Linked DNA regions of Homo sapiens: regions 1 and 3 are each linked to region 2. A link is an interaction called in ENCODE POLR2A ChIA-PET data of the cell type or tissue named here. Cell type or tissue: MCF 10A. All regions are shown on one strand.

The links. Peaks named below come from ENCODE experiments on the same cell type or tissue, not always from the same donor. Only the 100,000 strongest peaks of a DNase experiment are listed, where the experiment ranks them.
Region 1: POLR2A ChIA-PET joins it to region 2 with 5 read pairs; 3 of 35 experiments call an interaction of 5 or more read pairs at or near these places.
Region 3: POLR2A ChIA-PET joins it to region 2 with 5 read pairs; 3 of 35 experiments call an interaction of 5 or more read pairs at or near these places.

Annotation. Positions count from the first base shown.
Region 1 is chr14:96,184,877-96,188,876 of GRCh38, reverse strand. No RefSeq gene overlaps it. Among named protein-coding and RNA genes, the nearest start is that of BDKRB2, 18 kb to the left of the region's middle. In MCF 10A, no CTCF peak of the experiment used is centred here; no DNase peak of the experiment used is centred here.
Region 2 is chr14:96,104,476-96,108,475 of GRCh38, reverse strand. No RefSeq gene overlaps it. Among named protein-coding and RNA genes, the nearest start is that of C14orf132, 67 kb to the right of the region's middle. In MCF 10A, no CTCF peak of the experiment used is centred here; DNase peaks (open chromatin) are centred at 2,245 and 3,655.
Region 3 is chr14:96,176,750-96,180,749 of GRCh38, reverse strand. No RefSeq gene overlaps it. Among named protein-coding and RNA genes, the nearest start is that of BDKRB2, 26 kb to the left of the region's middle. In MCF 10A, no CTCF peak of the experiment used is centred here; a DNase peak (open chromatin) is centred at 3,829.

The DNA of each region.
Region 1 (4,000 bases), 80 kb before region 2:
GATCATAGGGAGTGTGTCAGTTACCCACGGCTGCCACAACAAAGTACCATAAATGGAGCGGCTTAAACGACAGGAATTGATTGTCTCACAGTGTTGGAGACTAACAGTCTGACATTAAGGTGTGGGCAGGGCCGGGAACCCTGTGAAGGCTCTAGGGGGAATCTGTTCCAGGCCTCTCTGTAGCTTCTGGTAACTCCTTAGCTGTGGCAGCAGAACTCCTGTCTGCACATCGCATTCTCCCTGTGTGTGCGCATCCGTGTCCAAGTTACTCCCTTTTATATAAGAACACATTGGATTAGGGCCACCCCAATGATCTCCTTTCAACTTGATTGTCTGCAAAGACTCTATTTCCAAATAAGGTCATGTCCACAGCTACTGGGGGTTACAACATCAACTCCTTTTTGGGGGACACTATTTACCCCATAAAAGGAGATTCCAGGAGCAGGGGTTGGGGTGAGCTGAGTGTTGGGATGGGATGTGGGAAGGTATCTATTCATACATAAGGAAGTATGTTGGTATTTAATATCCAGTGTGTACTGGCTAAATCTTTCCTCTGCTAGTCCTGGAACTCTCCTCGTTACTTTTTTTTTTTTTTTTTTAAGATGGAGTCTTGCTTAATCACCCAGGCTGGAGTGCAGTGGTGAGATCTTGGCTCACTGCAACCTCCACTTCCTGGGTTCAAGCAATTCTCCTGCCTCAGCCTCCTGAGTAGCTGGGATTACAGGCACCTGCCACCACGCCCGGCTAATTTTTGTATTTTCAGTAGAGACAGGGTTTCACCATGTTGGCCAGGCTGGTCTTAAACTCCTGGCCTCAAGTAATCCACCTGCTTCATCACTCTTCCCTGCATCTGGCAACACCCATTTATCATTCAGGCCCCAGCTTAACCGTCGGTGCCCCACAGAACCTTCTCTGGAAGCTCAGCCTGCAGGGGCTTGTTGCCCTGCCATGTGTATCCACTGCGCCTGTACCTCCCTGTCTTACTTTGTGTCTGCCAAGAGATTACTCCCCTTCCCTGGGCACCTGGAGCTGAGCAGGTGCTCAGTGATTATTTGGATGGATGTCTTTTCTCCCTCCCATGGAGTCCTGGAGGCAGCGATCTCATCTTCTATACATCACTGTCTCCAATCCTGTGGTCACTTGAGAAAGGTGGATGAGTAAAAAAATGATTTTATGTGTGCATGGTTACCCAGTCAGCCAGTATCAGGCATATGAAAACCTTGCTTGGATTTTCACTCTGATGGATGGAATGGAACGCGTAGATAAGCAGGTACAGGACTTTTGTGGTTTTGGTTTTGGAGTTTTGCTGTGCAAAAAACGTCTGGCCTCTTGCACTCCAGAGTGAGAAGAAATGAATGAGCTCCATGCAGATGGGTGACCTTGGGCAGGCCACAGAGGCCTGGAAAGTCCCCCAGGGAATCCGGGCTCTCTAGACAGCTAGTGGATGCCTGAGGGCTGTGCCTGCTGGGCAGGGTCCCTGCAAGAGGCAGTTAAGAACAATGACTTGTTTGGAGAAAGGCCCCACTGGGGCATGGGTTTCCTCCGGGTGTTTGGGAAGCTCCACCAGCACAGCTGTAATCTTGCCAGCAGTTCAAAAGGGTTGGGAAGCTCAGGCCTGGGTTTGCATTCTGCCCTTCTGTGGACCCTGGAAGGGAGGACACCTTTCATGTTCCTTCACCAGGAGCGACCTCACATAAGAGGAGGGCTGATGGGGCACCACATGCCACAGCTGGGAGCCTCCTAATCCTGGGGGCGGCCAGTTCCAACCATCACCCTGATTGTCTCATCTTCCATAGCCGGGTCCCCTGGCCACTTTGGCTCAAGTGACACTTCTCCCAGAGAAGCCTGCCTGACCGCCCAATCGGAAGTAGCCCACAACACATACACATATGCACACACACAGAAACACACGTCGCACATACCAGCGCACACGCACCAACACAGACCACACACAACACACACATACACATCACACAGATAAACCACACACAATGTGCACACCAATGCAAACTCCACCAACATACACATCACACAAACACACGTACACACCCCATGGATGCTACGCACGCAGACACACACATGCACGGAGGCTTTGACCTCTATCTCTTTACCATTGTTTGTCTTCCTCGTAGCCCTACCACTGTCCTGCTTTTGAGGGCCATGGGTTTACTCGCTCACTGGAGGTGCTCCTTCACTAGAACGTAAACTCCAAGACATCAAGGACCTTGCCTATCTCGTTCACCAGTGGACTCTGAGCTTTTAGAGCAGTGTCTGGTGCATAGTAGATGCAGTGGGCTATCTCCTAGAATGAGTATGGACTTTTGGTGGCCCCTGGCCTGCCAGGCATCACCACTATGCTCACTGCTGCCCTAAGCTATCTTACAACAGACAAAGTAGTCCATTCCCAGCTCGGAAATAAAAGCCTTAAATTGCACATGAAGCTTCTGAGAGGTTAAGAAACAGCCTCTTGGGTGTTTGTGGCATTCTCAAATCCACTTGCAGACACAGTGGTGCTAAGATCAGATGTTGTGGAGTCTCAGAGGTGCTGTGTGTCCATCTCATCCAGCCCAGAGGCTGCTAACCCAGGGCATAGCCCGTGTGACCCTGAGGAGGAGCTGACTGAACTTGGATGGGCTCTCTCTGTCCTGGAAGCTTTCTGGGGTCCATGTCAGCCAAACCTCCAGAACTCGGGGTGCTGACACCCAAGCCCTCTGAAGCATGGTGAAGAGAGGTCCCCTGTGGTCCCAGAATGGCAGGCAGGGCAGCAGCCAGGGAGGTGGACTGCCTGGTCCAAATTCTGCCTCTGCCTCTGCTGCAGATCTCAAGGTACTTAGCTTGATTTTTCGTCTGTTCAATGCAGCTGCAACAGAACCTATCTGCTAGGCTTGTGCCAGGATTCAACAAGCTAATGCATGCACAGTGCCTGCATGCATCTCTCAGGAACTATTATTCTGGGTTCTAGGCAATTGATCCATGACCATGGGTAGGAGGAAGCTTCCAGAACTGCCTTCCTGCATCTTTGGAGGAGAATGTGGCATACTTGAGTCAGGTTAGTAAAGGCTGAAAATAGAGGCAGCTACGTGCCCTGTGTAATGTCCAGATCCTGGCACTACAGGGACGTTGCTCCCTTCCCTGCCCCCGCCTCCCCAAGGTCACTCTGGGTCCCACCACATCTCCTTAATATTGTGCTCATTTAGTGCCTCCTCATTACTCATGAGGGCAACAACATCAGGACAGCTCAAGGCTTTTCGTTCTCTGTGGCTCCAGGTCATGGGAGTTCATGCCTGGCCCTGGGGCTTGGCCACTGACTGGGGAGGCTTTTGCCTGGACCGGGACCCACACAAAGATATAGTCTAGGGGCATGTTTTAAAAAACCATGGAGCCAGCCAGGAAGATTTTACCTCCTCACCTGCCTACCAATAATAATACAAGATTATCAGCTATGAGTCAGCCTCTCCTATTCCTTAGAACTTGGCTTAAGTCTTCTTATAATAGTTATTTAATCCTCAAACACAACTGTGAAATAGGTATTACCAGTCCCATCTTATATATGGGGAAACTGAGGCTCAGAGAGGAGCAGTGACTTGCCTCAGGTTACACAACTGAGAGACAGAAGGGTCAGCTCTTGCGGGCAGGTCCCCTATCTCAGCGCCCACCCAGGCTCTTCACATTCCCTCCTCCCCTGACCTGGGACAATACCTGAGTCTCTGGTTATGCTCTGGGCAGATGGCACCGTAAGAAACCAGCCGAGTGAGGGGTCAGAGGGAGACTGGCTCAGTGAATGTGCGCGGGGCCAACACACTGGGCAATGGCTTCCACTGGCAATGACAGACCAGTGGGGGAGAGGATTGAGGCCCGGTTGACATTGTGCCTCTGACTCAGGCATGAAATTCCCCACGAGGTCGGGGAGCTGGAAAAACACCAGTGTTGTGGGAAAAACATTGGGAGGGCCGCGTGCATACAGCCAGATGGTTTCCATCTTGGCAATGATGGAACTTGG
Region 2 (4,000 bases):
TAGCTTATTTAATGCTGACAGCAACCCTAGGAGAAAGTGCCATTGCTGTCTCTCTTTGACAGGTGGGGAAACTGAGGGCTGGAGAGGTTGAGAGATGTCCCCACCCAGGTGATATGGCTGATGGTGAGAGAAGAGGTCTGAGCATCAGTGCCTCTGCCCTTGACTGCATGAGAGGAGCTGGGGGCTCCAGCAGTGGAGGCAGGTGGGGACAGGGGCACCTGCACTGCCAGGTGGAGCTCTGTTCCCTCTCCATTCCCATCATGCATGAAATATTCACAGCTGACACCCACCGACAGCCAAGGTGTGTCAGAACTATTTCTCTTCCAGTTTCCCTTAGACCTAAGAAACACCCTTTGGATCCTAGCAGTCATTGCTAAGCCTGTGTCTTCCAAGTAGAGAAGTAAAAAGGAGAAACAGCAGAGAAAAATTGGGGCTGAGATGGGTTCTAAACAGAAATCTACTGTCCTGGGAACATTTTGGAGTCTGTCTTCATGGGAAGGGGAGTGGTGAAGTGAACAACAGGTGCACCTGAGGGACTGGGGAACGCTTGACCATGGATCAAGGGGCGCTGCATTTTAAAAGAGGACAGAGAGGGGAGGGAGGAGGCTTAGTCTGCTGTGGCTGCTGTGACAAAATACCATGGGCTGGGCAGCTGAAACAGCAGAAATGTATTCCTTGCAGTCCTGGAGGCTGGAAGTCTGAGATCAAAGGGCTGGCCAGTTTGGTTTTTGATAAGGGCTCACTTTTTGGCTTGCAAACAGCTGCCTCTCTGTCCTTAAATGATGAAGACGGGCAGCAGGGTGCAGGGGAGTGTGGAGAGAGAGAGAGAGCGCTCCACCTCTGGCGTCTCTTCCTGCAAGGACACTCATCCTTTTGGATCAGGGCTCCACCCTCACAACCTCATTTAATCTTAATTACTTCCTTACTCCACATACAGCCACACTTGGGGTTAGGGCTTCAACATATGAATTTGGGGGAGCACAATCTAGTTCATAGCATGAGGGAGTTGGGAAGGTGACATTTGAGGCATCCTTAGGGGAGAGTTTGTGGGTGGGGAGAAGCCTTCCTGGAGTCCATCGGAGAGATTCCCTTCTCTGACACCCACAGTGTGCCTCAGTTTCTTCATCTATAAAGTGAAATTATACAACTTCCTCATAGGGCTCCTATGAGATGATAATGAGAAAATCTATCTTGAATGCTCAGCACAGGGTCTAGCACACAGGAGGTATTTCTCTTCTTAGTTAGCAGGGTGGGGTGGGGTCTATTGCCCACCACTTGGCAACAGCTGGGCTTGCGACTTACTTCGAGCAATGGAATGTGTGGAAGGGACACTGAATTTCAGAGCTGGGGCCCCCAGGTGCCTCGCAGCCCCCCACCCGTCACCTCTCTTGGTATCCTGTGAATAAGCATGAGCTAGCCTGTTGGGTCATGAGAGTGAGGCAGAGGAGAGTGAGGAGACATAGGAGTTGGAATATTCTAGACCATCCAGGTGCCACCTGGTCACCGACTTTTGGGGGAGCCCAGCAAATATCAGCAAATATCCTGGCCCAGACTAGGAACATCACCCAGCTGACCAACGGAATTATGAGCTAAAAAAATGATTGTGGCTATAAGTGACTACATTTTGGAGTGTTTTGTTTTTAAGCCCAGCAAAAGCTAAGTGGTAGCTGTATTATCTGTCCATCTGGCTGTTGTGTGTCTATATTGTAAATGGCAAAGATCTTGGCAGACATGAGGGATTTTGTCTTTCTTGTTAAACTGGAAGATGACCTCTGAGTTGCTGTTGAGGGGTACAACATCAGAACTGCCCTACGGCCTTGTTTTTTCTTTTCCTTTCAATATTTAATTATGTGAATGAAAAAATTATACAGATAACCTGTGTACATGTTCTCTGTGCAAAAACCCGAGTCAAGGCTCTTTTGACCATGTCCACCTCCCAGTCCTCTCCCCAGGGTAATCCTGGGTCCCACTTTCTCCCTGTGCATTTCTATCTGTGGACGCACAGACACTGCAAAGCAGAGTTTTCCATCTTCTAAATGGCATTACGTCAATATTTTTCAACCATTTGCACTTTTGCCCAGTGATTACATTTTGGAGAACCTTTATCTAGATGAGGGCAGCCTCTCCGCTGATGTGTGTCAGCTCTCCCGCCCTAGGCCTGGCACACAGCACACTCTCAATGAGTTGTTGCTGAGGGAACGCCTGAAAGAAAGAACGCACGTGGGCAGTGACATTGTCATCCCGCCCAGCTTGCAGCCTGCTCTGGCACAGCCTCCTTACGGTCTCCACACCCATGACTCCGAGGTGAGTCCTGGTGGCCCCGCCTAGAGCTCCAGGGAGGACTACCCCGCACATGGCCCTGGCATCTCACAGGAGGATGGGAAGAGGAACTTTGAAGGCCATGGTCATTGCCATGGACACGAAGCTTACTCTGCTTGCACAGAGTAAGCGGGGGGGCGGGGGGATAGGCTTCAGTAATTTGGGGGAGGGGTGTCTGAGGTGGGGGCAGCTCCCTTTTGGAGGATCAAAGTGCATGCGCTCCAGCCTCCTCCTCTGTGCTCCAGAGCCTTGCCCAGGTCTCAGAGGGGAGGGCGGGTTTCTCAGCTGCTCTGGTTTATATCCACACACAGATGGGGCCTTGTGTGAAGTCTCAGTACAGACGGTTTCTGGGGCAAGGCTCTGTCTAAGAGATCTGAAAAACGGGAGCCTGAAGTCCCAGGAGCTCCCGGTGCGTCCCCGCTGCTCGTTGCTCTCCAGCCCATTAGACTCACCTACCAGCCAGATCAGGCCATTCCTCACCGCACAGCTAAATGCCAAGCAGCCTGTCTTCTGCCTGGAGCGCATTTTCTGTAACATCAGTCACATTGTGGGCTAGGAGTCCGAAGGACACAGGTGACTTGGGGATTCTCCTCCTGCCTTTCTTTCTTTCTTCCTTCCTCCCCTCCATCCTCCAAACATGATATTTTGAGGTGCAGTGATAAGCCAGGCAGTGTGGCAGGCACTGAGGATTTCAGGGACCTGAGTCAAGTAGAAGGGTCCCTGCCCTCCTGGAGCTTACGATCTAGTTGGGGACAAATATGTAGCTGGAAGGTAGTGAAGGCCTATGAGAAAGACACAGGAGCAGTGACCCCAACAAAGTGGGTTGGTCCGGGCCCCAGGGCAGGGCGAGCCATGGCAAACCAGAGGAAGAAGATGCTGGGTGGGGGGTCAGCATGGGGCGGGCCCTGAGACCAGGCAGAATCTAAAGAGAACAAGGCCGTCCTGTACTGGGGAGCAGGATCAAGTACCATGGGGCAGGCTCTCTCCACACTGACAGCTGAGTAGGGTGACCAACCCTCTCAGATTGCCCAGGACCTAAGGGCTTCCCTGGACACGGGGCTTTCAGTGCTAAAACCAGGAAAGTCCTGGGCAAACAGGGATGAGTTGGTCACCCTGGGGCTGGGTCACTGGGCGAAGCCTCCCAGAGGAGAGACGAGCTGTAGCTGGGCCCGGAATGTGGTGCGGGCTGAAGCAGCCCAGGGAAAGGCTGTGGGCGGGGTGACTGCATCCCTGCCTGGTTTATTACTGCAGGGAATGATCTGGCCAGCTGGCCACCCACTACCAGCCCGAGATGAACTTTTGCTTTCACCGCTGGCTGCACTCGAAACCAATGACGCAAGCCGAGGCATGTAAATAATGACTTCACGGCCACCTGGCCTGCCTCCCGTGGTTGGGCAAGTCTGGAAGGGGCCGAGGATGCAATGACTGTAATCTCCACCATATGGTCTCCTTCCCTTCCTCACGTGGTCAGAGGTCACTCCTCGTTTCCCCCAGGAGGTTCCTGGGGCCGGAAAGAGGCAGGAGGTGGATAGGGGCAGAGGTTCGGAAGCCCCAGTATTGACCGAGTGGCAGTGGCTCCCACTTACTGAGCTCCAAGCTGTGCCCCAGGGACCGGATGCTTAGAGGCCTCATCTCAGTTCATCCCTACAGTGATCCTCTAGGGGAGGTGCTTGTGGTAGAG
Region 3 (4,000 bases), 72 kb before region 2:
ACACATCCTAGAAATTCCCCTCAACACGCCTTTTACTGCTCGCTGCTGTCCAAAGTGATTTCTCTCTTCCCTGAAGTCCCACAAACCTTACGGTGTGTATTATCCAATTTACTAAATGGCTTATTTATCCTTTAATGTTCTTTAATTTGTAATGGCTCAGATTTGAAGTGCTTTTTATGGGCTACTGATGTCACATATTTCATTTAAATGGCACAGCATGCCTTACGAGGTAAGTAGCTGTCAGATTAAGCTGGGCTGCAGCAACAAATACATCCTGATACCTTTAAGCAGCATGGGTTTATTTCTTGTTCACATCATAGGCCACTTGGCTCCCTCTCCAGGGTCTGACATGGGGACCCAGATCTGTTCCATCCTGGGTCCTGCTGGTGGCTCTTCCATCTCATGGTTTCCTGAATGCCTTAGTGCAACTCAATAGCATGGGGGCCCTGGAGGGTAAGGAGGGAAATTGGAGGACCATTGGTGGGAGATTCTATGAGCCAAGCACAAAAGCGGCATACATCACTTCCTCCTACATCCCATTGGCCAGAAGAGCGTCATGTGGCCTCATCTAGCTGCAAAGGAGGCTGGGAAATATAGTTTAACAATATGTTCACAAAGAGGAGAAAATTGATATTGGCTCCAGTAAGAGTGTGGTTATTTCTGAGATGAGAAATAGGGGCTCAGCAAGGTGAAATGAATGGCCCAAGGTCACAGAGCCAGAAAGTGGGGATGCTGGAACCTGACTTCAGGGGTCAAAACATAGCAAAGTATAAACAGCAAAATATTACCTGAAAATGACAGGATATAAAACAGTATGCAATTTCATCCCACTTACATTACTTTTTACATTCACACACTTGCCTAGCAGACTGGAAGAAAATACACCCAGTGTCATTGGGCTATATCTGGTTGTTTGGACTATATGTGACTAATCTTGTCATCATGTTTTCAAAGTTTTCTACAATGAGAAAACAGGTGTCATTACTTTCTAAAATTGGTTGACTGATTTTCTTAAAGCTAAATTATTTATTTCCATAAAGCCCTGTCACAGGGCCAAAAAAGTTGCCCAGTGGGGCAGGTGATAATCACATTCTTCCTAATAGTAATAATTTCTTTCGTTTATGATTTCAGTTCTTTATAGTGTTCAGTGGACTCTTGCATATTTCATTGGTTCTTTTATTTATTCTATTCTCCATCAGCTCTGATCCCACCTCCTTTCTGCCAAGTGCTGGCAAGGCTCTGGATGGCGCAGAGGGGAGACAGATCCTGGATCATGCATTTGTGTATCCCTGAATTCAGGAATAAAGTCAGGAGTGAATTGATGGAGTGCCTTCCTGGTGGGCCCAGGCTATGAAGGGCTTCGCACATCATGCCGTGGGGTCTGGGTGGCTTCCTGTTGGCCTAGGTGTGCGCTGGAACAGAGTCAGAAGCTCACTGAGGTGAGGGATGGTTGTAGCTGGGTGAACATGAAGTTGAGGGCTCCGGAAGACATCTGGGGAAGGCCGCTGAAGCCCAGGACATGCCAGGGGTCTAGAGACCAAGGTCTGATCTGAGACCAGACTGTGTCCAACCCAGGGCTCTGTCTGGAACTTCATTTCTTAGCCACCAGATGGCCTGGCTGCTGGGACTTTCCCGCTGTGCCATCTTCAAGCACATGGAAGGGCTCTACCTGCACGGGTGGGTCTAGAGCCCTGTGGGTTTCCCCCAGCTGCAACTTTGGAGCAGGCCGGGAACTCTGCAGGCAAACAACTTGCTTGGATTTATCATTTGTGTTGCTCAGCATCTGGGAGCATAAACAAGGCCATGGGTGCCAGCTGTGGTTACCTCTTAGCAAGGATCAGGATGTCTGTGCAAAACCTGTCACCCTGACTCGCTGTGAGTGGGTGTGGGGCATGCACACGTGCACCCATGCACACACATATCACACACAAACACACTCACACTGCTACAGCGCAATTGAATTCCTTGCCCCAAATGCAGAGCTGCTTTGTATGTCTCCCTTCTCTGCATTCCTGGTGTCAGGGAGCTTCCATTTTTTGCTGAAATCAATTTAGGAGCAAGAAAAAAAATGAATGTGGAAAGTGTAGCTGCATTTCCAAACTGCTTTTGTCAGGGGAACAGGGTCTGGCTCTGTCACCCAGGCTGGAGTGCAGTGGAGCGATCATACCTCACTGCAATCTCGACCTCTTTCCTCAGTCTCCTTAGTATCTGGGACTACAGGCAAGAGCCAACATGCCTGGCTAATTTTTTTTTTTTAAATTATTTGTAGAGATGAGGTCTGGCCATGTTACCCAGGCTGGAACATAAACTTTAAAAAATTTTGTAAGCAACCAAAGCCTTTTTCCAACAAAATCTTAGATTGATAAAAACAAAGTTGCTCAGGTTGAAGCCAGGTAGGGCCCAGAGCCCTGGTCACTGGGCAGCCCCCCTCATCCCCCAGTGTTGTTTAAGAAATTCTGGAAAAACACAGATGAGAAAGGACAGGCACTGGCAGAGGAGCTCTCGGAAGGAACGCCCTGGGCTCAAAGATCTGCTCAGGGTCCTGGCTCTGCCGCGATTTGTGTGTGGGTGGAGCAGGGTACGCCCCACCCTCTCAGGACCTGAGCTTCCCCTCCGTGTACTGAACTTGTGATGAAGCCTGGCATGTGAGCGGCCTCAGGAAACCCCCCTCCCCTGCCTGTTTCTCTGTTAAACCCAAGTGCTCTCTGAGTCGGTTTCTAATATTGTGATTTCATGGTGGAAGCCTCATCACTGATAAAATAGGACACTATAAAAAGTTAAGCAATATTTAGGGATAATGTACTGGCCTTCCAGAAGAACTGCAGTGGCTATTTGCACGCTCACCTCCTCCTAAACTCTGCCTTCAAGCTTAAGCCGTTATGCACTTTTGGTCTTCAAAGCTATCTTAGGAAACTTGGGACAAAGCAGAGTAAGAAGGGACTTTTGACTCACATGCATCTGTGTTAACTCTTTCAAGGCCAAGACTGCCATTTTCAAAAATTCAATTGAGATAGAGCTGGAAGGGACCTTTTTTACATTTTACAGATTGGGCAACTGAGGCCCAAGGGGAGGGGGGTCAAGTTAGTGGCAGAGCCAGCAGGTGCTCCGAGGGCTCCTGACTCTGTATGGTGCAGAGAGTTTAAGAGCAAAGGCTTCAAAGTGAAAAAGACCCGCCATGGAATCCTAGCTCAGCCAACTAAAAACCAGGAGATGGTGGGCAAGTTATTTAAACTCATTGAACTTCATTTTTATCCTTTGATCAGTGAGAGTAATTCCCAGTTCGTAAGGCTAATGTTGGAATTAACTAAGATGATGGTTATAAAGTGCTTGGCCTAGTGCCAAGCCCAAGAAAAGTGCTGGAAAATGTCAACTGTGGTATTATCACCCCCATTGTCTAGATTAGGAAATCAAGGCTCAGGAAGGTTCAGCTCCTTGCTGTGGCGTGATCCCGGAGTTTGTACCCCTGACCACGACACCACATTGTTTTCGCAGAGGGACAAAACTGCTTTCCAAATTTCTTTCAATAAGAGCATTGTATGTCTTGGAAATAAATTCCTGGACAGGCACTTGGAATGGAAGCTGAGCCCCCAGGGCCTGCGTGTGGGCAGAAACATCCTCCTTCAGACCACGGGAGATGCTGACTACTCTGATGTGTGTGAGCATGTGTGTGTGTGTGTGTGTGTGTGTGTGCACATGCACTCACGCTGAGGTCAGTGGGGTGAGAAAAAGAGAGGAACGGTGAGCCCCAGCTTGGCAGAGAGCAATGCACGCACACTGCCCCTCTTCCTCCTGCTCCTCTGTGCCTTAAATTGCTCAACTCACAAAATTTGGCAGCTGAAGCAAAGCCTGAGCTTCACGTTCAGAGAGCTGAGGCCAGGAAACAGTCAGTCCCTCCGGGATACAGGAGTGCAGCGCTGGAGATTCAAGCTGTCAAACAGCCAGAAAAATCATTTTGAGGGTTGGAGGGTGGGGTGGGGAGGAATCCTTGGGAGGCTCAGTG